Regions from separate parts of the Mus musculus genome. Here region 2 is linked to region 1. Evidence: chromatin loops called from intact Hi-C (ENCODE). Cell type or tissue: gastrocnemius. All regions are shown on one strand. Links, peaks and the distances in the headings refer to the core of each region. The heading gives the core; the rest is flanking DNA.

Region 1 (15,675 bases), core at 8,810-11,309:
ATTATCTCTTCTTAGTTCTAGAGTAGTGTATTACCTCTTTTAGGCTTTCTCCTTTGTGTCCTCCAAGTGGCACATATGACAATCTCTGCTGGGGGATAGATGCTCGATGTTGCTCTGGCCTCCACAAATACATTCACTCGTGGGCACATACTTACACATAATTCAAAATAATACAAACAAATAGAAACTAAACAAAAAATTCCATTTATTGACTGAACAAAGCCCAAGGTGAACATTTTGATACAACAACCCTAGGAATTAAGATTTTAGAATATTTTTAATTTAAAAAAATCTACAGTGTGTGTGTGTGTGTGGGGGGGAGGCATATGTGTTCCACAGAGCATAGTGGAGTTCAGAGGACAACTTGTGGGTCCCAATCTTTCTTTCCACCCTCTGAGTTTTACAGTTCATTCGGTTGGGTGCCAAGTGCTGAACCATCTTGCCAGGGTAAAATTGGGATTTTTATTATTCTCCTTTGACAGATCAGGAAACTGAGTTTGAGACAGATGAAATACCTTGCCCATGGGCACAGCGATCTTTTGTCATTGCTAGCATTTCAATTGAGATCCAGAGTCCATGTTCTATATACTGAGCTCTACTACAGAGGACAATATCTAGTCCACTAGATTGGGAGTGATACACTACCAAGTAGCCAGTCTTATTGTGTCTAGGCTGGGACTCAAGGCTATGGTCCAAGGATCAAGGCGCCTTCAACTTGTCTCCTTCAGGTTTGGGGGTAAAGTTCAGTGTTAGAGTGTTTGTTTAGCATATGTGAGGCCTTGGGTTCAGGGTCACTAAATAAGTAAAAAAGAATTTAAAAAGAACTCTATTTTGCCTGTACTCAGGACGCTCAGCAGAGCACTCCGAGTTTACTTTTCATACCATGACTGTCTCACTGTGGTCATGAGAATGACAGGGGTCCAGAGATAGAAACAACCTTAGGGGCAAATCCCCCCTAATCCAAAGTCATTTTAGAGATAGGGAACTGGAGCTCAGAGAAAGAAAGTGACTTCCCTAAGATCAATCAGACAGTGCAGGCTTTCTAATCCCTTTTCCGGTGCTCTTTCTGGATTTCACACTGCCAGGCTTAGAAGACTACACAAGTCCCAAGTTCATTTAACCCAGAAGGTTGTCTGTGCAAGCAGCATAGTGGGACACCACATAGGAAAGCTGGCAGCTTTTCCTGATCAATCTAGGAAAGATGGAGACATCTTCCAACTCCCAAAGGAAGGGTGGAGCTTCTCTTAATAACCATTATGCATTATGGATGTGTCACCTACGGGTTTAGCTAAGCCATATTGTGTCTGTCTCAGCCTAAAAGCATCCGAAACCAATGAATAGGGTGGGTTGGATAGGCATTGTTGAACCATTCTTGGTAAAATTACAAGAAAGTAGCCCTCTGCCTAGTTTGGGTACTCCCACAAGCCTAGCACCCCCACTGTGGGCTGGCCGTGTCTATAGGCAGGCATGGCCCAGACTGCAGAGTTCTTCCTCTCTGCTGATCACTGGGGAAAACACCTTCCTGTTTTATGTTACTAAGTGCAAAGAGGCTGAGCTCAGTGTTGCTTACAAGCTGCCTGCAGTCAGAATGACACCATAGCTGTGGGGGCTCCTAAGCCTCTATCTTCTGTCACCCTAATGATTAATTATCCGTCACTGTGTGTTCCTTGTTTTCTTCTCCTCCCTTCCTCTCCCTCTTCCTCCCACCCTTTCTCTTCCCCCTTTCCCTCCCCCCCTGTCTATCTTTGTCTCTGTCCTTTTTATTGTCATGTGTGTCAGGTTAGTATACCTGTGTATCTTAGATACATATGGGACAGTCCAGTTAATTGAAAAAAAATTTTTTAAACTTTCTCCATCCACCAAAGGTTGTAAATGCTTCTCTTTTTTTGCACATATGCCTTCTGCCATTGGCTTCCAACAAAAGGATACCCATGGTCCATTTATAGAATGATGCCAGCTATGTCCCTTAAGGAAAAAAAATACTTAGGTCAGCTAAGAGATTGTATAGGGGATGGAGAGCTTGCTGAAGCTTACCAGGCGGATATAACTCTCAGAAAATGGTAAAAAGGTGCGGTTTCTCTGTGGCAGCTCTCCACACTGTGCCCCCCACCCCAAACCTTCCATCTATCCCTCATTAATCTGGGCTTATCCCAAGCCACTCATGAAAAGTTGATACATCTTTCTCCCTGTCACACCCCACTGGTTGCCCTTGCCCTGTTTCAGCTTCTAGAGCCAAGTGTGCCCGAATGAGAACCAGTAGATCCAAGGCACAGTACTAAAAGTTGCTGTTCTTTCTGACACAATGGTAGCAACTAATATCCATTGAGCACGTCCCATTTTACAAACGCTGTTTCTCATATATCATGTCATTGGATTGTCCTAGCAAGCAGAGAAGCTCATGTTCCCACTATAGAGATGAGGAGAGTGAGGTCCAACTAAGAAAAGACTATTCATTTACCCCTCTACTAACTAGAAGTCAGAATGCTGTCTTTCCAGCTGCACTCAGCTGGTTGTCCATGTAGATTCAGGGTAGTGTTGTGTAGATTCATTCAGTGTCAGGCCTGAAAGGAAGAAAGACTGTATACAGTTGGCCTTCTCATCCCAACTAACTGAGAATAAAACATTTAGAAATAAAAGCAGGGACTGAGGGTCTAGCTCTGTTAGGAAAGTGCTTGTGCCTCCCAAGTGCTGGTCTTAAAGGCATGTGCTACCACTACCTGGCATACAGATTTTTCTTATTCCATAAGCAATACGTTGTATCAAATATTTTAAGAGATTATGTGCTGGGCAGTGGTGGCGCATGCCTTTAATCCCAGCACATGGGAGGAAGAGGCAGGTGGATTTCTGAGTTCGAGGCCAGCCTGGTCTACAAAGTGAGTTCGAGGCCAGCCTGGTGTACAAAGTGAGTTCCAGGACAGCCAGGGCTACGCAGAGAAACCTTGTGTCCGAAAAACTGAGAGAGAGGGGGGGGAATATGTAAACAGCACACCATTTTATAGAAGCCTTTGAGCTTTGAGCTTCCGTGATTTAGACATCTGGGGGTTCTGGTATCTGTCCTGGGCAGTGTCATAGTGTCATACATAGCCAAGGAATGCCACCAAAGCATACCTACACAATTGCTCTTACTCTCTTCATTTTCCAGATGGGGATGCTGAACAAAGGACCCACCACTAGCACGGGATTTGGACAGAGATTTGCATTGCAGTTGGTTTGATTGCACAGTACCCTACTGGCCCTCTGAGAATGATGAGGATCTGAGAGTGATGAGAGTAGCTAAGGGGCAGGCCTCTGCCATGTCCACTGGGAAAGGAGGAAGGAGGAGAGGGAGCATCTACTTTCACTTCCTAGCAAGGATGAAAGGCATGTGAGGATGTTGAGGACAGGGAAACCTGCATCCCCTGACACAGAGAGCCCATTCCATCTGTCCAGTGAGCCTGCCTAATGTATTTCCCTTTCAAAGGCACTGAAGCCCTACTGCCTAGTTCTGTTTTCTGCTGGCTGTAGCCTGCTTCCAGGCTTCAGTCTCATCATGACGGGGGTGGGGGTGGGTCAAAACTTTGGATGTGGTTTCTATAGAGTGGGGAGGGAGAAGTAACTACCCCCGAATTACCAAGCCTCTGCACGAAAACTTCAAGGCTTTCTTTGTAGCTTTGGAAAGGCAGAGGAGGTCTCCAGCAGAGGGGCTCTCCCTACAGTTCTGGCAACTTGAGTGGTGGACACAATTAGGACGCCAAGGAAAAGTCGAACAGCCAACCTTACTCAGCTTCAAACACCTCGCACATTCCCACCCGTGTTCCTGCAGGTATTTTTAGAATCCTGAGCTCATGGTGTTAAAGCATCTGCCACATGCCTGAGGGCCGTTAGGAATTCAGCTTCACTCAGAGGCAAGAGTGAAGACGACTAGAGACTGGGGGTGGGAACTGGCGATCAGGAGCCAAGTGGAAATGGTATTCTTGGACTAGGCCTCTTTTCTTCTCCCTGACCTCCATCCCTCTCCCCATCTGCCTCGCTTTCTTCCTGTTCCAAGCACCAGAGAGATAGAAGGAATAATATATATATATATTTTTTTTCTGTCTCTTCTTACAGAAACAAATAAGTCTTTGAGAATTTTTGGTTTCGCATGTAACCAAAGTCAGATGCTTTCTCTGAAATGGCTCTGGCAGATCCCTGAGCCGTCCAGTTGCTGGGAGTTCTAGTGCTCAGGCTTTTGATCACCACCACCTCAGTGATGTACAATCTAAGGCTGAAAAATGCTGCCAAGTTTAGTCAGCAAGGGAACAGCAGGACTCGTGGACACAGAGCACACAGATGTATTCTAAATGGTATGATTAGACCCAAAGTGCAGTTCCTAAGGAAAGAGAATTGCAGAAGTTACACAAGATTTGCGGGGGGGGGGGGGGGGGGGCTGGAGAGATGACTCAAGAGTCGAGAGCTCTGGCTTCTCTTCAAGTGGTCTGGGGTTTCATTCCCATCACTCACATGGTGGCTGATAACCATCTGTAACTCCACTTCAGGGAATCTGCCATTCTTTTTCTGACCTCTGCAGGCACTGCAATGCATGTGGTGTACACATTCATACACATTAGATATAAATACATGCATGCATACATAAATACATAAATAAAGTCTTTAAATATTAAAAAAAATGTTTGAACCAGACATCATGGTGGCGCATGCCTTTAATCCCAGCACTTCGGAGAAAGAGGCAGGTTGATCTCTGAGTTCAAGGCCAGCCTCGTTTACAGAGCGTGTTCCAGGACAGCCAAGGCTACACAGAGAAATCCTGTCTCAAAAAATGTCCTTTTCCCCTGCCCCACCCCCCAAATTGACAATGATAGTGGAGGCACAAGCTGAATCTTCAAGAATGAATGAGATTGGAGACATCCAAAAACCAATGACTACTAGAGTTCACGAGTAGGGAGATGAGAGCCTGACCCAGGGTGCATGAAAATCCAAATGGAAGCTGAAGATGGTAAGAAATTGCAGCACCCTAATACTTAGCAGGCTGAGACAGAAGGACTGAGGCCAAGCCAGGCTATATGTGAGCTTCTGTCAAAGAAAAATTCAAATAGAAGATGTAAAAACAAACGCTTCACTAGAAGATCTTGGAGGGTGAAAGAGAGCCTGGACAATGAAAACCGATGTCCAGGATGATGGCCTTATAAGATCTTCAGTCAGCAAAGAGCTTCGGTTATATTCCAAAGATTATACTCACTGACTGCTAATTCCAAATAAAGACTATATGCTTCACTTGAAAATTACAGTAGTCAAATTAGTGGCCATAAAAAGAAAGATTTTGTTTCTTTCTCTTTTTTTTATTTGTTTGTCTGTCTGTTTGTTTTTGTTTTTTCAAGACAGGGTTTCTCTGTGTAGCCCTGGCTGTCCTGGAACTCACTTTGTAGACCAGGCTGGCCTCGAACTCAGAAATCCGCCTGCCTCTGCCTCCCGAGTGCTGGGATTAAAGGCGTGTGCCACCATGCCCGGCTCAAGAATTTTGTTTCTTAACTGAGAATTTTATAGGGTCTTGAGATCATCATTTTGAGCATGAATGTCTGTTGTCCCAGACCTTGCATACATTACAGAAAATAAAATTGGACTTGAATATATGTTGACTCCCAGAGTCATCCCCCTGGGAATTATGTCTGTGTATGTGCTGACTGATACCAGATTTTTCTCTTCATAACTTGGCCTTTATCCCAAAAGCTAAGAAGCAGAAAAAAATAGATCAGATTTAATTATCTTTTACATAACAAAGAAGTGAATTTAAAAATAAATTGAAAAACAAGTATGGTGGCTCGAACATATAATTCCAGCCCCAGGTTGGCTGAGACAGGAAGATCATGAATTGGAAGTCAGCCTAGACTACATAATGAGATTTCATATAAATAAATAAATAAATAAACAAATAAATAAGGCTCAATGGTGAGGATTTAAACACTAATTTTGCTTTTCTGATGGGAGGAAAACAGGCTCTCATACAGCCCAGGCTGGCCTCCAACTTGCTTTGTAGCTTAAGCTAGCTGGACTCAGTGTTTCTTGTAATGCAAAAGTTAGGTAAGAGGTTGCATGCCTATAATTCAGAAAGGTCGGGTAGTAGGATCACTAGTTCGGGACTAACTTGAACTATATAGCAAGTTGGAAGCCAGTTTGAACTATATACACATTAAGGCCCTGTCTCAAAACAATAGCAGCAAAGAAAACAAATATTTCCTGTATTCGAATAGCTATTACCATTCTGATATATATAATTCTAGACTTTTCTACAAATATATTTATGTTATATGTTTTTGAAAATTGAGACTATGTCATATGAAACAGATTTGGGATTGGTTAAAATTTGAGTACACCAGCCCTGAAATGTTCTTTTATCTGTTTTCTCTTTCTCACTTTGTCTCTCTGGTCTTTTAAGACAGGGTTTTGTCATGTAGCCCAGGCTGGTCTTGAACTCTCAGCAATCTTTTTGCCTAGCTCTTACGGATTACAGGAATTGCTGTAGTTGCAGGTGTGAACTGGGGCAAGCATTCCTCTGTGTGTGTGTGTGTGTGTGTGTGTGTGTGTGTGTGTGTGTGTGCACACACGCCCGTATGCTATTCCTCTCCCAGTGAACATTGTTTCCTTCAGGAGCAGTAACGCCGTGATGAAGATATTTTCACAAAATTTGAGAGCATCTTTTCAATGCCTTTTGTATAGATTCCTGAAAGCAGGATTATAAGTCTTAAGAGTCGTGGACGTTTTAAAGATTATTGATAAAATTATCATATTGCCCTCCAGGAAATTTGACCCACATGGGTATATTTTTAAATGATTTTTAAAGGATTGTTTTATGTGTATGAATGTTTTGCTTGCATATATGTGAAGTGCACTATGTGCATGCCCCGGGCTAGCCAAGGTCAGAAGAGGGCATCCAATCCCTTGGGACTGTAGGTACAGGCAGTTATGAATTAGTTACCTTATGGGTGCTGGGAATCAAACTTGGGAACCTCTTCAACAAGTGCTATTAACTACCGAGTCATCTCTCCAGCTCTTGTGTACTATTTTTATACTACAACCCTTAAACTTTTCACTCAGTATTTTCATCCAGAAAGAAAAAAAAACACTTAGCAAACTATAAAACTACACTCTGGGGTCTATATTGCTAAGATATCGAGAAGTACTTGCTATATCAGGCCTTGTAACCACCTTTTCTAATGTTTTAAAGAATATGCATTTGTTTGAGTTTTTTTGTTTGTTTGTTTTTGAGACAAGGTTTCCTCTGTGTGAGAGCCCTGGCTGTTCTGGAACTCAGTAGACCAGGCTGGCCTTGAACTCCCAGAGATTCATCCATCTCTGCCTCTCCGCTGCTAGGATGTGCCACCACTGGCCAGCTCCGACGATGCTTTTTCTCTTGTTTCCTTTTCTGATTTTACATATGGGCTTTTGTTGCAGGTTCAGGTGTGGGACACGGCAGGCCAAGAACGCTTCCGTAAAAGCATGGTTGAGCATTACTACCGCAACGTGCATGCCGTGGTCTTTGTCTATGACGTCACCAAGATGACCTCCTTCACCAACTTAAAAATGTGGATCCAGGAATGCAACGGGCATGCTGTGCCCCCACTCGTCCCCAAGGTGCTTGTGGGTAACAAGTGTGACTTGAGGGAACAGATCCAGGTACCCTCCAACTTAGCCCTGAAATTTGCTGACGCTCATAACATGCTCTTGTTTGAGACATCAGCCAAGGACCCCAAAGAAAGCCAGAATGTGGAGTCGATCTTCATGTGCCTGGCTTGCCGACTTAAGGCCCAGAAATCCCTCTTGTACCGTGATGCCGAGAGGCAGCAAGGCAAGGTGCAGAAACTGGAGTTCTCACAAGAGGCTAACGGTAAAGCCTCCTGTCCTTGTTGAAGCCAAATGGTGTCAATATTCGAGAATTACCACTGGAGTTTTTCCTTTCCCTTTTTTCTGTGCCTGCATAATACCTACACCTGCTTGTTTCCATACAAACTAATATCAAAATAAAATTTGTATAGATTATCACGTGGCTTTGTGTCTTGCTTTCTTCCAGGAGACTTTTTTTTGGAGTGCTGACACTAGAAGCCAGGGCCTCGCATCTTGATAATAAAAAGCTACATCACTGAGCTACATCCCCACCCACAGAGGAGGGTTTTGACAGTCAAATGTCTTTTGTTTGTCTGTTTGCATGTTTGTTTGTTTGTTGTCTCTCCCCCCCCCCAGACAGGATTTCTCAGCCTAGTCCTGGCTGTCCTGGAACTCACTCTATAGACCAGGCTGGCCTCCAACTCAGAGATCCTCCTGCCTCTGCCCCCCCAAGTGCTAGGATTAAAGGCGTGCATCACCCTGAAGTTGTGAGATGAGATGTGGATTTAACATTTCCCGTTTTTCCGAGGTGTGTGGCTTGGATGTCTTGCTTCCTTTTCTAAAGTATAAAAAGAAGCAGCTTCACATTCCCAGTTCTTTCACAAAAATCCCATTCCCCACCAATTTCTTTTTTTTTTTTAAAGATTTATTTATTTATTACATGTAAGTACACTGTAGCTATCCTCAGATACTCCAGAAGAGGGAGTCAGATCTCATTACGGATGGTTGTAAGCCACCATGTGGTTGCTGGGATTTGAACTTCGGACTTTCGGAAGAGCAGTCGGGTGCTCTTACCCACTGAGCCATCTCACCAGCCCCCCCACCAATTTCATCATGAGAAGTTGATGTTTATCCCCTGTTGGTCTAATAATAATACATGTTATGCAAAGAATGCCATGGAATATGTGTTACAGGAAGACACATCCTGTCCAAAGGCCCCGTGACCCAGTTACAGAATAATGCAACTACTTACAAACAAGACTTCAACAACGGGGGCTGGTGAGATGGTACAGTGATGAAAAGCCCTTGCTGTTCTTGCTGAGGACTCAGGTTCAATTCCCAGCATCTACATCATGGCTTACAACTGTCTGTGAGTCCATTTTCAAGGAATGCATGCCCAGTTCTGATCTCCTCTGACATGTGGTGCACGTACATACAAAACATTCACACACATAAAATAAATCTTTAAGAAATAATAGAATTAAGCTGGGCAGTGATGAGTACACCTTTAATTCCAGCACTCAGGAGGCAGAAGCAGGCAGAATTCTGTGACTTCAAGGCCAGCCTACTTTACAGAGCAAGTTCCAGGGCAGCCTAGGAACCTTGTGTCAAAAAAAAAAAAAAAAAAAAAAAAAAAGAATCAGACAACAGTGAGTATAGGGTTATGTTGTAAGAATACAGAACACTGTACACTCAACACCAGTGACTGGTGCTAGAAAAAAAACTGTATTTAACTTGTTTTCATTTTATTTATTTATTTATTTATTTATTTATTTATTTATTTATTTATTTATGTGTGGGGAGTGACAAAGCATGCCAGAATATGTGTGGAAGTCACAGGATGGCCTGCAGGAGTTGATTGTCTCCTGCCACCACGAATTGAAAGTCACATCATCAGACTTGGGAGCAAGCACCTTTACCCACTGAGCCATCTCTCCAGCCCATTTATTTGCATGTTAAGTAAAAGTAGGGTATTTGCTCCTTTGGGGAAGGCCAGTTTCTCAAGGAACTCAGAATGATTCACACAACGAACCCCCCTGGGTTAATCCAAGTCCTTTAGCTACCTATGTCCCTAAGGGCAGTGCAGGGCTGTTAGGATCGATGAAATAGCTCATTGGCGAGTCTCTTGAATTAGTGGTTCTCAAATGCTGGTTCAAGCTAACCTCAATTAGTTACAGTACAGAATTCCAACCCAGTCTATCTAGAAGCTCTAAAGTGGGGCTCAGGGATTTGAATTCTTAAAGTGTTCACAGATGATCCTGTGGTGCCCCCATGCCTCTCTGTGTGTCGCTTTCTCTAAGCTGTCTGGCAAGCTCTAAAGGCAAAAGCTATCTTTCTAGAGCCACAACATGAAAGCCATCTGTGTGAACAATAGGGGACACTTCGAGTTTCCAGGGAACTCAACTGGGTGAAGTGGATCCTTTCAGGCCTTGAGCAAGAAAAATGAAACTATTTTGGTCACGCTCATTGTCCTTGGGCTGTTTGCCTGAAACTAGTAGGTAAGAGCCTCTTAACTTCAAGAGACTTGGGAAGACTAATCCTGAGTATAAACACTTCCACACTGAGAGCCACTCTAGATGCAAGAGACAAAATTGGCTCTAGGGGGAGGATTGCATGGCTATCCCACGCCCCCTGCTGGTGAAGTTAGTGAATGCAGCAAAGTGGTTCTCTAAGTTCCTGAATGTTTGCACAAAGCAGCAAGAAGAAATCCTAGTCCCAACTCAGGCACTCAAACAGCAGAAGCTAGGATATCCTTACAAAAGGAAATGGCCTGAGGTGTCCTGGGATTACTCCCTGTCAAATCGCTCGGGCTTCACTCTCCCCAGGGAAGCCTGTGAATCTGCTCTGCTAAGAATCACGGCACAGCAGCAGCGTGGACAAACAGGGAGAAACGAGCCCATTTCACCTGTGCAGTGGGCAGACGCTGAAGCCAGGAAAAGTAACTCGTCCTGTTGCTTTGGGGGCATATTGATTGCCTTTGAATTAGTGTCTCACTCTGGAACTCAGCCTTTCCACGGGCTATGATGCGGCTGAACCAGAACAAGAAATGAATTTTATGAGTGGCTTTCATCCTTTGGTTTGTACTTATTTCTTCCCCAGTAAGTATTTCATCTTAGATGTCTAGAAGAGGCTTTAGGTAGACTTATGGGTAAGAAACCTGGCTGCCTTGAGCCTACCCACCAACCCCTCATGGAAATCAAGATACTTCAAATAAAGTGGTGCCAGGCAGTGGTGGCACAGACCTTTGATCCCAGCATTCAGGAGATAAAGGCAGAGGCAGAGGCAAACAGCCAACAGAGTGAGTTCTGAGACAGCCAGGGCTACACAGAAAAAACTTGTCCTGAAAAACCAAAAATAAAACAAAAAAATAAAATAAAACAAAAATAAAAATAAAAACAGAAAACCAAATAAAGGGGAGCTACCTCCGATATTGTCCTGCATATCCTTCCAGGGACCTCACTGAATGGAGTCAGACTATTCGACAAAGAGGTTAGCTCTATTCTTCTTAGTTTGTATGTGGGTTCCTTGGCAAGATCAATGACCCCAATTCATACAAGAATGGATTGACAAGATCAGTTCTTGTCAAGATCTTGTCAAGATCATTGATTTTTTTTCAATTTATTTTACATATACACAGAAATTTTCACAGCACTGGATTCTGAAGAAATGAGCAAAGCATGATGCACTCATACTTTTTAGGTCAAGGACAATAGATTTGTAAAGTAATAACATGATAGTTTGTGATCTGGGCTAGGGTCAGAAATTCTTTTTTTAAAGATTTATTTATTATTATATGTAAGTACCTCTGAGCCATCTCTCCAGACCAGGGTCGGAAATTCTAAGGTCCTTACAGAGATAAGTGGTGGCAATGTATTGGAAGATAAGGGTTACATCAAAGAGTTTGTTTATTCAAGGTTACTGTAGCCTTAATGACCAGTCTTTTGTGACCAAGGCCCTTTCCCAGCTTTGGTATGTGCGGGCCATCTCTCCTGAAAGAACCATTATGACTTGCTGTATGTCGAAAATGCAGGCCAAATGGTCCTGCCCGAAGTTACATGTCCTTTTGCCTTGAAGTAATCAGTTGACCAGTCTGGTTTATTTAGCCATGGCACTTGGTTAGGATTAACTCTCGTTTGCTGCCTTTATGTTTCCCACTGAATTAATGACAGCTTTAGACAATTGCTATTTCCTTTTTGAATCAGTGAGTCGCTCTGTAGCTCAGGATTTCCAGGAGCTCAATATGTGACAGCTTAGGCTGAGACTCTCAATTCCTCGGCCTCAGTCTCTTGAACACTGGGATGGCAGGCATGCACTACCCCTTCATTTGGGGAGTAGCTCAGCGGTAGCGGTAGCGGTCGCACACTTGCCTGGTATGCATGAAGACCTGAGTTCCATTTCCAGCACCACCACACACACACAAAAAAAATCAATCAAAACCAAAAAACCCAACCTCTCTGCCCCCCAACCTCCAAAAACCTTTAGTAGTAGGAAGAAAATGATCTAATTTTACTAAAACAAGGCAAGGAAAATGACTTATCATTCAAATGTCAGTACTTCCTGATAACATTACTTCCAGAAAGATGTTAACCTGGTGTCTTCATCTATAAAATAGGGTTGGAAATCTTTTGTTCAGGAATTCTGGAAGATTCAAGGAAGATAACTTAAGTGAAATGTAATTTTTGGATAGATATTTGTATATTGTATTTTCCACATATTGTTGTGTGCTGTTACACTTGAGAGGTGTCTCTAATGTAGCCTTGGCTGACCTGGAGCTTGCTATGTTCTATACACCAGGCTGGCCGCACATTCCTAGAGATCTGCCTGCCTCTTCCTCCCCAGTGCTGGGATTAAAGACCTGTGCCACCACCACTACCTGACCCTGAATCAATTTTGCAAACTATTTCCAGGGAGGGAGGTGAGGTGAGAGGGCGGGGCTGGGAGGAGAGGATGAAGGGAAACCTGCATCCCGGATGTAAAGTGAATAAATAACTTAGTTAATAAAAATATTTCATATTGTCTCTAGGGCATTTTGATCCAATCAATAGAGAGGCAACTGTTTAAATAGCCTACTCATTTACTGACAATTATGGTCAGAGGCTCTGAAGGCTTGCTTAATAGTAATATCTCATTCCAGGGCTGGTGAGATGGCTCAGCCAACAAAGGTGCCCATTGCCAAGCTTGAGTTTGATTCGAAGAACTCACATGGTAGGAGAAGAGACTTCCTAAAGTCTCTTTCATGAACTTATGTGCATGTGCACACTCATACACATAAACTCATAATAAATGACTAAATAAATGTAATAAAATTAAATAAAAGCCCCTTCCCACTAGACTATGCTATAGTTCATCGAATCAGATAGATTATGATGGAAAACTATGGAACAGAAGGAAATGGAGATCATGGGTAAAGAACAACCCCGGACATACTTTTTAATTATTTCAAAACAAGGACATTTTTACGATTGATATAACATATTTTCAAAAATTAAAAGCATTGAGAAGGGGTCTGGAGAAATGGCTCAGAGAACACTGACTGTTTCTCTGAAGGTCCTGAGTTCAAATCCCAGCAACCACATGGTGCCTCACAACCACCTGCAATGAGATCTGATGCCCTCTTCTGGTGTGTCTGAAGACAGCTACAGTGACAGCTACAGTATACTTACATATAATAATAAATAAATCATTTTTAAAAAAACATTGAGTAAATAGCCAAGATTTCTGAAAGTGAATTCCTGGTAATAACTAATAAAAAATTTTGGAGTAGGGATTCGAAATATAGCACAGAGTAGCCTCAAATTATCCTGCCTCTGCCCCCATCGTGCTGAGATTACAAGTGTTCACCAGCTCAGGCAAAATCCTTCTGTTAATGGATCCCCAGGCATTGTGTCACGTGCCTATAATCCCAACACTTGCGTGGTTGAGGCTGCAGGATGAAGACTTTGCCAAGCCAGGCAGTGGTGGCACACACCTTGAAATCCTAGCACTCTGGAAGCAGAGGCAGGTGGATCTCTGTGAGTTCAAGGCCACTCTGGTTTACAGACTGAGTTCCAGGACAGCCAGGCTACAAAGAGAAACCCTGTATCAACAAACAAACTACCACCAACCACCACTATCACCAACAACAAACCCAAACAAGAAAACAACAACTACAGCAAAAGTTTGAGGCCAAACCTCTGCTAAAAAAAAAGACTAGGGTTGTAAGTAACTGATAGTGTATGCTTAGCATATGTAAGGCCTTGGGGTCAATGCCAAGCTCTACAAAAAATCTTTTCTTCTAAATGTAAGAGGTTTTCTTCTAAATGAGACAGGATTCTCTCTCTATATATATTTATATTTCTGGGTATTCAAGGACAGTCTGTTGTACATAGTAAATTGAAGGCCATCTAGGGCTACATAGTAAAAGTTTGTCTCATTCCATGCCATCCCAAAACGAACAAACAAGCAAGCAAACCCACACAAACCCACAAGCAAAACTATGTCCTCCACTCAGCAGCATGGTATTGCAAGACCTGAGATGATAAATAAAAGCTACGGCCGGGCAGTGGCGGTGCACGCCTCTAATCCCAGCACTTGGGAGGCAGAGGCAGACAGATTTCTGAGTTCAAGGCCAACCTGGTCTACAGAGTGAGTTCCAGGACAGCCAGGGCTATACAGAGAAACCCTGTCTCGAAAACTAACTAACTAACTAACTAACTAACTAACTAACTAAAAGCTATGAATATCCACAGTGTTTATGATCTGCTAGATTTCATTGATGTGTATTTTCCAGTGTCACTCCTAAGGATTAGTAGTAGTAGTGACAGTACTTAACACATAGTACCATTATTACAAAGCTGTTCTCTAAACACACCACCATACATGACATACATGTTTTATATATATACATATGGCTACATATGTATATATGACAGATATATTCACTATTAATGAATAAAAACAGTAGGAGAGAAACATAAGAAACCCCCTTAAGTTTGTCCAGGAAGAAAACTTCCCACTGGTTAAATAAAAAGCCACTAAGAGCAAGGCTACTGAAGACACTGAGTTCCAGAGAACTAATGTCTATGGGGTAAAAATAGGTATATGAGGTGTTGTTAAGAATAAGTTCCTCGGGGTTGGTGAGATGGCTCAGTGGGTAAGAGCACCCAACTGCTCTCCCAAAGGTCCGGAGTTCAAATCCCAGTAACCACATGGTTGTTGGGAGCTATTAAGACAACACTATTGTCCTGATCTCTGAATTGGGCCTCTCCCCAGAGAAGAAAAGGGGGTCAAAAGCGGGCCACCGACACACCGATTCCGAGAACAACCACAGAATATTCCAGCCCTAAATCATCACCGATGTCCTGACCACACCCTGATACCGCCAAGTTCTTGCTTCCCCGTGTAACTGCCTAAAGAATGTGCAATTCTATTGCCCCACCCCTCCCGCTGATAAGTAACTGTACTTCCCCTTTTGCTTGTGCAATTCTACTGCCTCATCCTTCCTGCTGAAAGGCACTTCCCCTTTTGCCTTGGGCCTTTCTCAATACAGTGGGGTCTTGATGCAATTCAGAACGTTTCCGTGTTGTTATTCGCACAAGACCTTCGTCTCTCTCTACCCCCCATTTGGTTCTTAGGAGAAGGTCCCCTCAAGACCCTCGAATAACTGGACCTGCTGGACGGGTCACATGGTGGCTCACAACCATCTGTAACGAGATATGATGCCCTCTTCTGGAGTGTCTGAAGACAGCTACAGTGTACTTACATATAATAAATAATAAATAAATCTTAAAAAAAAAAAAAGAATAAGTTCCTCACCAGGCAGTGGTGGCACACGCCTCTAATCCCAGCACTTGGAAGGCAGAGGCAGGTGGATTTCTGAGTTCAAGGACAACCTGGTCTACAGAGTGAGTTCCAGTACAGCCAGGGCTGCACAGAGAAATCCTGTCTTGGGGAAAGAAAGAAAGAAAGAAAGAAAGAAAGAAAGAAAGAAAGAAAGAAAGAAAGAAAGAAAGAAAGAAAGAAAGAAAGAAAGAAAGAAAGAAAGAAAGAAAGAAGGAAAAAGAATAAGTTCCTCACAATTTAAGGAAAAGTAAACCCAAACTCTTTATAAAAGAAGACAAT
Region 2 (15,675 bases), core at 5,767-8,266, 110 kb before region 1:
GTGTGATTCCTAAGACACCTGGAAGGTGGTGTTAATGTCTGTAACCTAAGTGCCCTGTTGTGAAGTGGAAGGGACTTCATGGCATGGGACCAGATGGAGAAGCCCCAGATGGCTCCTGAGGACATGCTGTAGTAGCATAGGGATGACAGACAGACAGACAGACAGCCATATCTTGTAGCAGAAGCCCCCACCCCCCGCCCAAGGGAAGTGCTGGCTTACTCTGTCAGGCAAGCCATGCTTCTCTTTTTGAAAGAGATTTATTTTTTAGTTCTATTCTTTTCAGATTTTATTTTGATAAAGTTTGTTTTTATTTATTTGTGTGTGTGTGTGTGTGTGTGTGTGTGTGAGAGAGAGAGAGAGAGAGAGAGAGAGAGAGAGAGAGAGAGAGATGTCTGTTGGTATCCAGAACAGAGAGAGGAGGGAGAGAGAGAGACAGATAGACAGACAGACATGTCTGTTGGTATCTAGAAGAGGGTGCCAGATCCTCTGGAGCTGGAGTTACAGGTGGTTATGAGCTGCCCAATTTATGTGCTGGGAATCAACCCGGACTCTTCTGCAAGGGCAAGCCATGCTCTCTAACCACTGAGCCACTTCCCCAGCCCCATCTTTCCTCTTGACCAACAAGTGCCCTGCTTGCTTCTTAGGGGTTCTGTGAAGACCCCACAAAACTGGAAATGCAGCAGAGCTTCACAGGAACCTGACCACTGACCCCCTATAGTCAACAGGAAGGACTAAAGGAAGACTGCGATTGCTAGGATGCTCCTACCTCACAGTTTTGGTGAGCCTGGCCTGGCTCTGTAGTGGGCTGGCAAGCATGGTGGAGGTGGTGGGAACCTCCTCATCCACAGACAATCCTAACTCCAGGCTTGCAGATGGCTGGAGACCAGTGTGTTGGACTTTTGGCTTCTCCCAGGGAGGGTTATCCTTGTCCTCGGGGGAGGCTCTGGTTCCGACCCTGGAGCTGGCTCTCCGGATGGTACTGGTCGAGGGTGTGGAGGAAGTCGAGGCCTGGGAAGAGTCTTCTGGTGTCTCAGGGCTCTCTTCTTCATCATCAATCACCACCAAGTCCTTAGGCATCTCCTTGAACTGGTATACCAGCCTCTGCCCTTCCACTTTGGCCAGGATTCCTCTTTGATAATAATATCTGGAGGGACAAGAAGGGGATTGGTGGGTTTATCAGAGGTTGAGTAAGGAGGCTCTGTCGTTCCATTTGTTCAATATGCTACTTTCTAAGGCTGGGCAAGCACGGGACTCAGGTGGACTGAACAGGGACAGTCCAGGAGACGGTGGGGCTGGGAAAAAATAGCCAACTCTCAGACACAAAGGGCCATTTATGACATTTTAAAAGTTACTACAGTCTATCAGATGTACAAAAAAGGGGTATTCAATGTCAATCCCATATTGCTTTGGGACTAAGGACAGTGAGTAGTAGGTGAAGAGTGAAAAGGGGTGTAAGCAGGCTGGAGAGATGGCTCAGCGGTTAAGAGCACTGACTGCTCTTCTGGAGGTCCAGAGTTCAATTCCTAGCAACCACATGGTGGCTCACAGCCTTCTGTAATGGGATCTGATGCCCTCTTCTGGTGTGTCTGGAAACAGCTACAGTGTGCTCATAAATAGAAAGAAAGAAAGAAAGAAAGAAAGAAAGAAAGAAAGAAAGAAAGAAAGAAAGAAAGAAAGAAAAGAAAAGAAAAGGGCGTGCAGGGACAGAGGGTAGAGGCCCAAGGATGCATCTCGGGGACAACTCAACGCCATCTCTGGCTTCCAAAAATGTGACAAAAGCCCTCTGTAGAAATGTTTTGGGTGTCTGTGGAGCTAAACTACCCTTCAACAAAGAGATGCTAAAGAGGGCTTGTGAAAGAAAAGGGAAATGTTAGAGCCATTTCCTAGAGGGGACCAATCAGGTCTTCCTTCAAGTGGGAGAGCCTCCTTGGGCACAGGAAGATCTTAGTGATCCCTTGGGGAAGAAATTCTGTGTCCCAGCAACTCCTACCTCAGGGCTCGCCCCATGGTCTCGTAGTTCATGTCAGGTTTGTTTTTCTGCTTGCCCCACAGCTTGGACACAGCCTTGGAGTCCACCAACTTGAAGATGCCCTTCTCTCTCTGCGTCCACTTAATGTACTTGGGGCAGGTGTTTCTGTCTTGCAGAAGAGCCAGGAGGAACTCCCACAGATAAATGGTGCTGCCTGCAGAGGGAGAGGTAGTGAAGGGCTGCTTAGGCTTCTGAAATTAAATTAAGGGGGCACCCTGCCCACCTCACCTGAAAGCCAGCTATACCTTTGCCATCTTTGGATTTCTTCCGTATAGGCATGCTAGGGTCAGTGACAGGTGAGGTACTTCGGTTGTTCTTGGTCTTTCGGTCTGTGAAGAAAAGGCAGGTAAGCAGAAAGCTGAAGTCAAAGTTAGCTAGGCAAGCCAGATCAGTAAGCTGGGAGTCTAATCCTTCCCCACGGCAACAGCCAAGAAGTATCTATACCACATCAAGGCTACCACATGAGGAGATGAGAGATTTGCAAATGAGAGACCTTTAGATTCCAAAGTTCAGGTGAACAGCTAGGCCAGACATTCTTGATCTAACTTTTGAAATGGGAGATAGCCTAAAGGTGTTGCTGTGGAGTCGATCAGTGTGGTACAGAGATATGAGGAGGCATGCTGGTAAGGCAGCATCAAGCAGCCATCTCCTAAGTAAATCAATAACACAGGAGCTTGGGAAAGTCCAAAGTCCTTGCATAGATGGCCTTGTTCATAAACGCAATAGAAGCTAGATAAGCATACAGCATGACTCATTTTTATAAGGGAGGGCCCCCAAAGTCCAGGAACTAGCCAGGAGTCTATGCCTGCTGTCCCAACACCTACCCTAGAATCCAATCAACTGGGAATACTGGCATAGCTAGAGGAGTTTATGAATGCTCTGGATAGATAGAAGCAGTGTGAGAGGAAGGCTGGCTTTGGGAAGAACACCTAAGGAAGCCAAGACGTTCAGAAGAGGAACCTTTTGTCCATCCCTGCTGGACCAAAGAGATAGCACCTTAATGTATCTGCAAGCCTCGAACCACTCAGGCTTGGGGCCTCCCAGTCCCCCCAAGGCTCCCCACACAGAAGATGCACATATATTCCCCCTCATCCTTACTTCTCTTCCGTGCCTTCCCCATCTTCCTAAGATTTTCCTCTCTGGAGACCTTCTCCTCCTCAGAATGCTCCTTCTGGTCACCAGCATCACTTGTCTTCTTCAGGTCATCAGGTTCAGGGGTAGAGAGCAGGAAGTTGGGTAGATTGATGGCCTGAACAGAGTTGGAGTCTGAAAGCACTTCCGGTGAGCTGACTGCAAGAAGAAAGGCCGGTGATGGGCAGAGCTGAGGGCAAGGAGAGCCATCCTCCTCTCTCTTGTAACTCCAGAGTAAAATGGGTAGCACACAGGGAGGGTGCAGATGCCGTTCTCAAAAGCCACACACACAGACTACATCTAAAGCTGCCTCAGGGGTCTTGTCCCACATCTGCAGAGTTAGTTATAGGTGTGATCAGCCCTAACCACAAAGGCTACATTTATCTCTCACTGCTGGTAGTGGGGAAGGGCCAGGTTGCATTCGGATAAAGGACTTGAATGATTTAGTCATTCACGCATCTGACAAGTCAAAAGGACTCCAGAAATCATTAATCCCAATTCCTCTGCTTTCCTGATAAGGAAACTGAAAAATGGCAAGTCATGTGCCATGGTCACACAGCAACAGTGGGACATTGTTGGCACTCGGTCAATATTTGTTGAATATTAGTGAGAGGCAAGGGGAGACATTTCTTTTAGCCTCGGAGACTTTTTTTTCCTTTAATATGCCATAGTACCCTCTTGGGTAAGGGCAACTGACTGGGGGACTGTCTTGAGCAGTAGAGTACCTTCTAGGGAAGGAACTAAGGGGAGCTACCTTGGAGGTCTTCTAAGGAACTTGGAGCCATGGCAGATCAATAGGCATCTATGCCCTCTTAGAATCTGGCCTTCAGGACCCTGTTTAGTTCCTGAAGGCCAGATGGCCTAGTCAGCCATCACTGGAAAGAGAGGCCCATTGGACAGGCAAACTTTATATGCCCCAGTACAGGGGAACGCCAGGGCCAAAAAGGGGGAGTGGGTGGGTAGGGGAGTGGGGGTGGGTGGGTATGGGGGGACTTTTGGTATAGCATTGGAAATGTAAATGAGCTAAATACCTAATAAAAAATGGAAAAAAAAAGAATCTGGCCTTCAGGAACAGGCAACAGGGGCTGTGAGATGTTTCTGTTTGAGTCTTTTCACGTTTCCACTGAGGGATGTGAGGACTGAGAGCAAATGCACATGTGCCTGAGAACCCAGCATGTGGAAGCAACGTGGGCTGTTTTATCACCTTGAATTCAGGTATTCAAGTTCAAACTTACAGATCTGCTTCTCATCCAGGACATCACTGGGAGTTGCCACATTGAATAGGACTTCAGTGGATGACACGTTATTTGAGGTGGATACATCATCATCTGGTTCCAAGTTCCATGAAGTGGGAGGAGAAAGGAGAGCTTCATCAGGCTTCAGAATAGTTAATAAAAGGGCCAACCCCAGGGGAGATGGGCTATGGTACAGCTAGGCAGATATCAGAGCTCCTCCCACCGACCCCCCTCCCCAAACTGGTTTCCATTGTGGGCGCTACCCGGTCTGAGGAGTTTATGGATGGGCTAAGATGATTCCTTCCTCTTTTGTGGGAAGCATTGGTTGTTATGTGGGGCTATCAGCAGCCACGGGGAGTTGCTTTTCCCTGAAGGCTGCTGCCCTTTCTCGGACCATACACCTTACCCGACCAGAAAAAAGAACAGACCTGTCAGCAAAATACTGCCTTCTAAAATCTGATCCTGTGTCATGCACAAGGTCCTGTCCCTTATGATGCCATTGTGGACCTCATCCAGATCCAGTCCTGAGCACAGATGCACTAATTCAGGATAGGGGACCTGTTCCACGATCACGGCTGGGAACACTGAAGGGTCTTCCAGCTATGGAGAAGAAAGAGATCTGAGTCAGGGTTCCCCTCCTCCTGAGAAGCCCACCCTACCAGATGCCACGGCCAACCTCACTAAGTGATACTTTTTAAAAATCACATTTTTTTGTTTAAATCTTAGTCATTTTTGAGGTGGGGCATACCACCGCATGTGTGTGGGGATGGTCAGAGGACAACTTGCTAGAGTTGGTTTTCTTCTTCACTCATGTGGGTCCTGGGGATGGAAGTCAGGTCATTAGGCTTTGCAGCAGGCACCTTGAATTGCTAGGCCATCTTGTCAGGCCTCTCACCCTAGGTGATGCTTTAAGTGAGATCTTGATGAACAGAGATAGATGGCTTAGCTTAGCAGGACTTGCAGTCAGCCATGTGCTTTATGTATGCACAGTGCTAGAGATGGAACTCAAGGCCTTGTACATGCTAAACACGCACTCCACCACTGACCTAAAGCCCCAACCTGGGCAAACATTTTGCAAGGACTCTGAAGCTGCATGTTGACTAGTGGTCCTACATTGCACTAGACAAATACAGGACATTCTAGAATTCCATAAAACGTGATTGAAGGGGGCCTGGAGAGATGGCTCAGTGGTTAAGAGCACCGGCTGCTCTTCCAGAAGTCCTGAGTTCAATTCCCAGCAACCACATGGTGTCTCACAACCATCTGTAATGGGATCTGATGCCTTCTTCTAATGTGTCTGAAGAGAGCAATGGTGTACTCACATGCATAAAATAAATAATAAACCTTTAAAAAATGTGATTGAATTGCACTGACCAAGAGACAGATTGCTTGGATTTTAAACTAATATCTGCTATTTCCTAGCACGAGGACCCTAGGAAAGTTTTCCAACCTTTCTGTGTATCAGTTTCCTTAGTCATGAAACCAGGTTACTCATATGATGGACCCCATAGATTGTTTAAACAGATCAGTAAGCATGATGCATTCACAACAGGGCCTGGCATAGAGTACGTTATCATTAGGTACCTGGAGCTTCTGGGAAACAAATGGTTGGGTTTTTTTTTTTCTTTTTAAAATGTCAGGGTTTTGCCTACACGTATCTATGTGCAAAATGTAAGTGTATGTCTGGTACCCATAGACGTCAGAAGAGGGTTGCTTGGGACCGGAGTTATAACAGTTGTGACCTGTCAGAAATGGATGCCAGGAACTTAACCTGGGTCCTCTACAAGAGCCAGAAGTGCTCTTAACTGCTGATCCATCTTTTAAGTCCCATGCTTTCCTACTTAACCAGAGCACACTCACGTTCCTTTGTCTGTCTGTATGTATGCTTATGATTTATGAATTCTTTTTTATTGTTTGTTTGTTTTTGTTTTTCGAGACAGGGTTTCTCTGTGTAGCCCTGGCTGTCCTGGTACTCACTCTGTAGACCAGGCTGGCCTCGAACTCAGAAATCTGCCTGCCTCTGCCTCCCTAGTGCTGGCATTAAAGGCGTGTGCCACCATGCCCGGCTCTGAATTCTTTTATATTTGTGACATTTAACAGCAAAGACTGCTTTCTATGAGGAGGAAAAGGCAGCCGAGAATGGAAAAAGTATGGGGTCTGTGGGGAAGCCAACAAGCTGGTATTCTGAAGTAGGAAGGCAGAAGGAAGGGAAGGGTTACTTTTAGGGCTAGGGACACCTTAGGGGTTATATATGAGAGGTGTGAAAGCTCTCTCTCTCTCTCTCTCTCTCTCTCTCTCTCTCTCTCTCTGTGTGTGTGTGTGTGTGTGTGTGAGAGAGAGAGAGAGAGAGAGAGAGAAAGGGAGAGAGAGAGAGGGAGAGAGAGAGAGAGAATATAGAGGGAAAGAGGGAGGCAGAAAGGATAGAAGAAAGCAGAAAGGAAAAATGGAGAAAAGGTGGGAGAGAAGAGGTGACTTTTTTGAGATCTTGAAGGAGGTAGGTGTAAACAGATGCTCTGAAAGGGTAGGAGTTCCCCTAAGTCAGTGGGAAGGGAATAAGAACAGGGGATGTTAGAGATAAGTGGGAGAAGACAGGGAAATTGCAGGCAGCCTTGGCTTGGAGTATCTCTCGATCAGAGGAGAGTCTGTGTGCTGAGCATACAGAGATGCTGGGGAGTATAGAGAATAGGAATAGCTGCTGGAGGCTTGGAAACAAGCGAAAGACGGTGAATTAGCACTAAGAATCCAGGTAAGGGTCACCCTTTCTTCCCTTCTTATCTGATGCCTTCCACAAGTCTTTATGCCCTGGAACCGACAAGCAAGCTGATTTATTTTGTCCAAGAACCAGCAAGCCAGAAAGTGCAATGCACTCAAAGGCCACTAGAGGGCAGGCTTTGGTAGGACCAGTATGAGGGTTTTCTACCCTCCCATAGATAGAGCATCTGACTTCCTCAGAGAAGGTTTTGGAAATATTCAGCTGGATCTTCTCTTGGACAAGCTTTGGGAGATAGCAGCCAGATAGGTTAAGGGAAAGACTTGGCTAGGTGACATCTTGTCTCAACTGAGATTAAAACCCAACAGTTTTAATTTCTACTCTCCCTTCCGTACTTCCACACTTGCCTGCCTCATCTTTCTCCTTTCTTTCTGAAGGAGCAGAGTGGAAGCTGTGGAACACTTACCAGCACAGAAAAGGCATCCTCCTGGCTTCAGTGCAACACAAGTGATAAAGCAAACATGACCAGGGTACCAAGATCTGATCCTACCGTAGTTTCCAACATCCTCCTGCCCAAAGACCCCATTCCTGGCATGTCCTGAATCCTTAGGCCGAGAAGACATTTATGAGCGAGCCCATCGACTGGTTTGGAGCCCTGAGTGTGAAGATGCTAAGACTCCAATGCTGTGCTTTAAATGCAGCTGGCAGTGCCCTCTTTGCTATGGAGTTGTCCCAGCAGTTTGCTCACTGTGACACTGGGGCTAAAGGGAAGTAGCAGACATCCTACATGATGTTCAGTTGTATGCAACTGTCTGTGTAGTTCCATTTGCCAGTTGACTCACAGCCCAGCTGGTTTGCTTAATAACTGCTTGGCTAGCCTAGTGACTACATGTATTATAATGGCATGTAGCCAACCAGCTCCCTGAGTGACCATCCAGTGACTCCTAGGGAGTAGCTGGTGCCTGATGGGTATTTGCTGACTAGTTATCTGTCAAGTTCCCCCACCCCTTGGACTCACAGGCTGGCTGTTCACGGCTATGTCTCCCTAATTGCCCATACTGACTGACTGTTTTACTCCCAGAGACCATATACCTGGTGGATATCATCCATCCCGTTGCTTGCAAACTCGAAGACCAGATCACTGGGCTGCAGAGCAATAGCCATACTGGCTTCTGCCAGAGCTGACAATGAGACTCCCCCGGCTCCCTGGAGCTGCGGTGGTTTGTTGTCGAACAGAAGTTATTCAGGTATGTTAGGATCAATCTAGTGCCTTCTCTGAGCCTCTGGGGAGGATAACCAGAGTTGGAGTGGGTGTGGACTATGCCAGGCTCAAGATTGCATGCTGGGCTATGCCAACCACAAGAGCAACCTACAGAGAAGGGAGAGATGGAAACAGTAAGCCAATTTCCCTGAGCTCCGTGCCCTAATCAGCTAGTGAAGCCAAGAGGCTCTGCTGTGCCTAGACAGACTTCCAGCAGAGACAGAGTAGGAAGGGACCAGGCCTGACGCGGGGCACTAGGAGGAAAAATCTGTAACTAACTATCCTGGCTTGAGAAAGACTCATGTACGTGTGGCTTAGAGGGGACACAGGGTGTTCATGGGCTCAGTTTACCTTAGAAGTGAGGACCAGCTGACTCAAGGAACAGTCTACAGAGGAAGAAATGTCTCACTTGGGGTTGCGGGGAGGGGTGTCTGGGCTGGTAGGTCACATGCCTTGCATGCTTGTTAGCAACCCTACCCCCATTGCCCACCACAGGGTGGCCTCTGCACTGTGCTGCCTGTGGGTTTGTGTTCTCGGCTGAGCTTTGCTTTCAGTTTCAGGACTGAGCTATCACCCTGGGAACTTGTGAGGAGAGCCCTGGCTGGGGGAGGGGCCAGCAGAACCTTCCTCATCTTCTATGGCTGGCTCATCCCCCATATTCCAGGAAGTCTCTGTCTGCTGAAACCCACACGAGTCTTTCCCCAGTGCCTCCCAAGCTAGCCAGGCACTGCAGCTGCCTGTAGTTTCCCCGGGATCTACTCCTCAATTACCAGAGCCCCAGGCTGCTTCTAGCAAGATCACCTGGGGCCAACTCCCAAAGCTCTGGTTTCCAGACTCCTTCTGACCGACTTCTCTGCTCTTTCCACCTGGACCCTACTGGCCTTTGCACCTGTCCAGGTACCTGGTCTTTTGCCCTTCAGGTTCCTGAACTCGTGATGTGTTTTCAATGTGTGCAATAACGACAAGCAGGCTGACTCAACCACCAGAGACAGGCTAGAACCCAGGCTACCCACTAGAGCACACATCGAAACGCCTTGACATTCCATCTGTAGTGCCAGGATGGCAAACTCTTATCCTGGCTGGGAAATAAACGAGGAACTCCGGGTGAGACTTAAAGAGGGGTAAAAGAAGGGTGCCACAAGTGACCTCTCTGATGACCGCTCTCCTCCACTGGAGGAGACACCCAAGCCTCTCCCACTTCCTTTCCGTTAGCCCACAGGGTTAGCCCCGCCCAGTCTCCACCCCCACACCTTTCCACCTACTCCATCAAACAGCCTGGAGAAGTTGCTAGGCTGTTTTATCCACCAGAGTTGAATTTCCCTTTAGATGGAAGAGAGAACGCGGTTAGGTCTATCACTTGTGGAACTACAGGGGCTGGGGAGTGAGGAGCAGTAGGGCTAACAGCCTTATTCTGGCTCCATCCTTTCATCTTGCCTCACCCAACCCTGCATGTGACCTTATCCCTCATGGCCTGCAAAATCTTGCAGGACCACTTGCATCTGGCTCCCCTAGCCTAAGTGCCCTTAAGGCAAGCATTCCATAGTTCCTGCTCTCCCACCAGCCAGGGTGTCTGCCCTTGGGGAACATTCTCATAGTAGTCATATGAAAGGTGATCACTTTCATCTAAACCCACCAGGTCCAAGAGTCTGCATCTGCTCCTGCCCCAGGTCATTCACTGGGGCCCTTCCGTTCAAGGTATCTTTGTCTTCTTGCTTTCTCTTCCTAAGCCAGTGTTTCATTTTCAAAAGTTCTGCTGGTACTATTTGCTTAGGAAACCTCTATGCATTGTCCTGACCTCCCAAGTCAGACACTGGCTTCCTTGACCGTAGGGATAACTGTGGATCATTGATAAGACATCGACACCTTGCCTTGTGTTTGGTTTATGAAATAAATGCAAAAAGGGGGGGGGGAGCAGCAATCGGCATGGTGATTCAAGCCTGCAATGCCAGTATTTGAGAGTTGTGATGGACAGATCACTGTGGTGTCGAGGTTAGCCTGGGCTATAAAATCCAGGTTTGGGGAGACAGCTCAGTCTTTAAAGTACTTTCTATGAAAACGTGAGCACTTGAGTTCAGTGCCTAGAAAACATGGGTTTTTGTTTTGTTTTGTTTTTAAAAGCCAGGCACAATGAAGCATACTTAGAATCCCAGAGCTGGGGCAGTGTGTTGGGCAGATCGGTGGGATCTGCTAGTTAGCTGGCCTAGACTGTGGGCTTCAGGGTAACAAAAGACCCACTCTCAAACGAACACCAGGGTGGACAATTCCTGACAGGCTGACCTCTGGGTCTCCATAGGCATGATATCCAGGCATGCGCACTAGCGTCACATGCACCCACATGAACACACTCCTCCCCCCCCCCCACACACATAAAACCAAACTAAACAAAATAAATTTAAAACAGGAAAAAAGAAAGAAGGAACAAATGAGTGAATGACCAATACTGGTCTATGGGCATCTGTGTTTTTTTTTTTTTTTTTTTGAGCAGTATAGAGCTACATGTACCTTGACTGCGTGTGAGGAGAGATGTGCAAGCTCAGAGGCTACATTGATATTATTCTTTGCATTGCTAGTTACACAGGTGCACTATCTGTCTGCTGTGAGTGTACAAACAGACCACAGGTATATATACATATTCAGGGTGTGTGTATGTGTGCCAAGTGTGGGGACATGTTCGTGAGAGCCTCTGTGTGTCAAAGGGCTACCCTGGTCTGGCCAGCTTACGGAGCTCAATCATAGGTTCCTCCTCCCGCTCCTTTAGGGCAAGCAGACTGAGCTGCCTTGGTTCAAGTGCTTAGGAGACAATGGGCGGGGGTGGGGGTGGGGGGGCTGAGCAGGTCAGGGTTCTGCTGGTTAGCAAGGCTCTTTGACTGTGTGCTCCCCAGGGGAAAAAAGACAACTCCAACACAGGTATGAGACTTATGGGTCCTCAGGTGAGTGATCCCCTTCCCTAGGTCCACTCTGCTAAGGAACTAGGAGGTAAGAAAGGTCCCCCCGGATCTGTGTGTTGAAATGCACTGAACCTTTGGCCATCATGGTCGAAGGCAGAAAGGAGTAATTCCAGTAATGTTCTTATATGTGCCCGTATATTATATGTGTCTAAGCTCCTTCTAGCTGGGAGATCTTCGAAAACTATCTCCAGAGATCTGGTTCTGTCTGAAGCTAAAGCAAAGGGATGGAGAGGTGGGGATGTGGCTGCCCTACTCTCTTGGTAAGGTTTAAGAAACCTACCTCTTGGAACTTTTCAGTCCAGAAATTTCCCCTCCCCCTTCAAAAGTTTGAGGATTTGAAAGTGAGAGGTGGAGAAAGGCTCATTTGCATGTTCACTTACTCTCCTCCAGGCCCTCAAAATAACCCCCCTCTCCCAGGAACTTGAAACCAAAGACACCACCACCACAGAAGGCACACCCTATAGGAGGCAGGCAAGAAACACATGGAAGGTTCTTGTCTCCAGGCTCCTCTCAAAGCCCTTTGGCTAGGCCACAGCTTCAGTGGCCTTTTGTCCCCCTGCACACTGCCTTGCTAGAGAGAGGAGGTCAGAGGACACACGTGCCTCCAGGCAAAGTCTATTCCCAAGTCTCTCTGGGATGGGGAAGTGATGCCTGGTTGATACACCGAAAAGCAGATACACATTGCAGGAGTGTGCACCACTAGACGGAGCAAAAAGGCCGGGCTGCCTGTCAACACACACCCTGGGCCTCTGAGGTTCTGAGTACACTTTCCAAGCCAAGGCAACAGCGAGGTAGTTTGGACTGATTCTGCATAACCACAACTAGGCTCCCCAGCTCAGGGGTACAGACCCTTCCTTCCTGGGACTGTTACTGGGACACACCAAGCAGCATCCAGCACCCACCCATACAGCCCTCCCCTACCAGAGGAGGCAGCTTTAATGGGAGAGCCACGTCCACAATCTCTACCAAGTGGGTTTAAATCTAGGCTTGATCAGCTCAGTCAATGGCTCGCCGAATTGCTGGTAACACCCAAGGCATTCTTTGCACATGCCAAACATGGGGGCCAGATAGTCAGCTGGGCCACCCGGTGCAATTCTCTAGTTCCCTGTCCTCTCAAGAGGCGACTGTCACTCCTGAAATACCTCGTTCTCTCATGAAACCTTTCTGGAATTCTTTGGAAAGGAAATGACAATTTCCTTCATGTCATTTCCCACTCCTGCACCACCCCTCCCCCAACAGCCAGAGACAAAATGGAAGCTGCCCCAGGAACAGAACAGCTGTCCCCTCTATGCAAAAAAAAAAAAAAAAAAGTCTTTCCTCTGGCTAAGAGTGTGGAGTTGCGCCTGCTGTACCACGTGACCAGTAGCCTGTATTTAGGCATCAGGATGGAATTCGCAGTCCTAGACAGAGCAGACCTAAGCCATCAGCAGAACTCAAACCCAGAGCCTTGTCCCAGTTTAAGGCTCAACTCCAATCAGCCAACCAAATCCTCCTTCTTGAGCAAGTACCCAGTAAAGTGACTCCAGCCACAGCTCTGTCATCAGCTCCTCCTCCTCTGTCCCCTGCCCCCTCCACTGGCGATGAAATCAGGAAGGGGGGCGAGGTTTTGCAAGGCTGGGGTTTCTCTATGCTTATTTGCAAAAAAAAAAAACAACCAAAACTCTAGGTTCCTAAACCAAGTGTTGTGGGGCTTGCCTTTAATCGCCATACTTAAGAGGTTGTATCTTCAGGATCCCCAGTACAAAGCCAGCCTCGGTTACGTAACAAGATCTTGTCTTAGTGGTGGTGCACGCCTTTAATCCCAGCACTTGGGAGGCAGAGGCAGGCGGATTTCTGAGTTCGAGGCCAGCCTGGTCTACAAAGTGAGTTCCAGGACAGCCAGGGCTATACAGAGAAACCCTGTCTCCAAAACAAAACAAAACAAACAAACAAACAATCAAAAACCCCCAAGAGCTAGGGATGTAGCTCAGTTGGTACAGTGTTTGCCTAGCATGCAAGGTGAATCTCCAAGCCAGCCAGGTCTACACCAGGGCCAGGGCTAAAAAAAAAAAAAAAAAAAAAAAAAAGGCTGGGGCTATAATCCCCAATGCTGAATAAAAAAACAGATGTGATGACTCATTTTCTCCCTGAACATGGTAGGCTGAGATAGAAAAATCAGAAGTTCAAAGTTAAGGCTTCCTCAAAAAGACAAACAACAAACAAATCAATCAAAAAAAAATGATGGAGAACCAAATTAAAAAAACAAAACCAAGACAACCCAGGGAGGCATTAAGTATAAAAACTAGACAGCACTCACACAGAGCATAAGCGTCAGGTGACCTCTCACAGGGCAAGGGGGGGTGGGGGTGGGGGGTGGGCTCCCTGACCCCAGGATTGTGGGAGCTGAGAAGGAAGTCCTCTCCTGGGTTGGGGTCCCTGTGGGGTGGAGTGTTCTGTCCTCCGCCTGTGTCACTCCGCCCAGCCCTTTGGGTTGTGGTTATGTAGCAAGAAAAGCACCAGAGAAGTCCTAATATAGGAGAGGAAGGGGAGGGGTAGAGGGAGGGGGGGCTGACAAAAGGAACCGATTTCCTCAGTCACGCTGAGAAAGCTCACTGAGCACCCTCTAGAGGGGCCTGGGGCTACCACATCCTCTTCCCTAGTGCCTAAGGGAAAAAGAGGCCCGGAAGAGAAAACAGACGCAGGGAGGGAGCAAGGCTAGGTCCTGGTAACTTCTGACCTCCAGAACATGGTCCTGTTACCTATCACAACCTCGAAGGTTTGCGCAGTGGAGATCCCTACAGACCCTACAGCCTAGAATGGCCAACAGAGGTCCCTGCAGACCCCGAGTGTGGACCTTTCAGGAAGAAGACCTAGATCTGCCTTGGAACTTAGGCAAGTCACTATCCTGTACAAAATGGGCCTATGTGACCAGTCCTAGGGGCTGCTGCCAAGGGCTAAATGAGTTACTATAGGCAAAGGCTCCCTGCTATGCCTTTCTCTTTTCCCCTCTCCCTTTCATTTGAATTTTGGATATGAGGTATCACTGTGTAGTCCAGGTTGGCCTCATATTCAAATCCATCCTCCTGCTTCAGCTTCCCCAGTATTAGGATCACAGGCATGGGCACAATACCTGGCTCTAAATGTATTTTCCAATTTCCTGGTCTGATTTATTATTTGTGGGGCTTGGCCATTCTGCTTGTTAAGTATTCAGAATGTTTCACCTAGATGGAGAGAAAGGAAAGGAAAGGAAAGCCATGGGAGCCAAGGCCATTAACTACTAAATTCATGGAAAAGCCAGGCACAGTGACATACCTACCTGTGGTCCCTGCTACTTGGGAAGCGGAGGCAGGAAGGAAGATCTGTGTCGAGATGTTCAGAAACATCAGCAAGATCTTGTTGACCCCCCAGATAAAAAATAATAAAGAAAATGTATGGTTGAGCCAGGCCATAGTGGTACATGCCTTTAATCTCAGCACTCTGAAGGCAGAGAGAGGCAGGCAGATCTCTGTGAATTCGAGGCCAGCCTGATCTACAAAGAGTTCCAGGACAGCCAAGGCTACACAAAGAAACCCTGACTGGAAAAATAAATAAATAAAAAAGTAAGGTAAGTAGTTTGACCTGGGAGAAGAGGAGGGGGGTATTGGTTGGAAGTTAGGGAAGTCGACAAGATCTAGATCCAGACAGTAGGATCTGAACTGCTGTGGAGAGCGCCTAGGACATCCTGCTGATCCCCAGGGCAAGGAAAAGCAGTTCCTTGAGAAGAGTCATTTGGTCTGGTTACAAAACAGTCCCCGAAGTGGGGAGATGGAAGATGACCAGGTTGGGCAACTGAACCCAGGAGAGGGATGCCAGAACCACCTCATGGAAAAAGAGGGACAGATTGAGGGGGCCATACAGAGACCCTGAGACAATGTTAAAAGACATGAGACCAGGGAGATGGCTCAGGGTGATAAAAGCTTTTGCCACAAAAGTCTGTGTCCCGTCCATGCAACTCACGAATGCAAGGAGAAAACTGAGTTCCAAAAGTTGTACTCTGCGTGCATGGCTGGACAAACTCAGACACACAGTAGTAGTAACAATAACAACAATGTTCAAAGATATGGAGTGATCAAGGCAAGAAATGAGGCTGGACAAGAATTCAGCCTGGACCCTTTGAAACAGGGACTGTTTTGGAAAAAAAAAAATACCAAAGTTAATGGGAGAAAAGATGCAGATGGGCATTTTTGAAGCTTCTGTCTTTCTGTTTGAGTTTTGAGATTTTTGCTTTGGAGTCCTGGCTGCAAACTGACCATCCTCCTGCCTCGGCTTCCACTTATGGGCGAGAGGGTTTCATGTCACCTCTGAGATTCTATCTTGTCTAGTTAGGGCACAGGGCAGGAGCC

Evidence for each region. Peaks named below come from ENCODE experiments on the same cell type or tissue, not always from the same donor. Only the 100,000 strongest peaks of a DNase experiment are listed, where the experiment ranks them.
Region 2: it touches region 1 in a loop (5-fold over the local background); 17 of 42 quality-filtered maps call a loop at or near these places.

Annotation. Positions count from the first base shown.
Region 1 is chrX:48,522,224-48,537,898 of GRCm38, forward strand. It overlaps Rab33a (RAB33A, member RAS oncogene family), which reads left to right. Exons shown (of 2, transcript NM_011228.2): 2 at 7,426-8,017. The coding sequence ends at 7,881. Among named protein-coding and RNA genes, the nearest start is that of Rab33a, 11 kb to the left of the region's middle. In gastrocnemius, for the core only: a CTCF peak has its summit at 10,192 (motif pointing left); a DNase peak (open chromatin) is centred at 10,211.
Region 2 is chrX:48,415,881-48,431,555 of GRCm38, forward strand. Elf4 (E74-like factor 4 (ets domain transcription factor)) reads right to left here. Exons shown (of 9, transcript NM_001381876.1): 2 at 8,198-8,474; 3 at 4,824-4,995; 4 at 4,396-4,488; 5 at 3,128-3,319; 6 at 2,275-2,358; 7 at 1,991-2,183; 8 at 767-1,144. The coding sequence starts at 8,269. Among named protein-coding and RNA genes, the nearest start is that of Elf4, 31 kb to the right of the region's middle. In gastrocnemius, for the core only: a CTCF peak has its summit at 7,269 (motif pointing right); a DNase peak (open chromatin) is centred at 7,269; H3K27ac peaks cover 509 bases.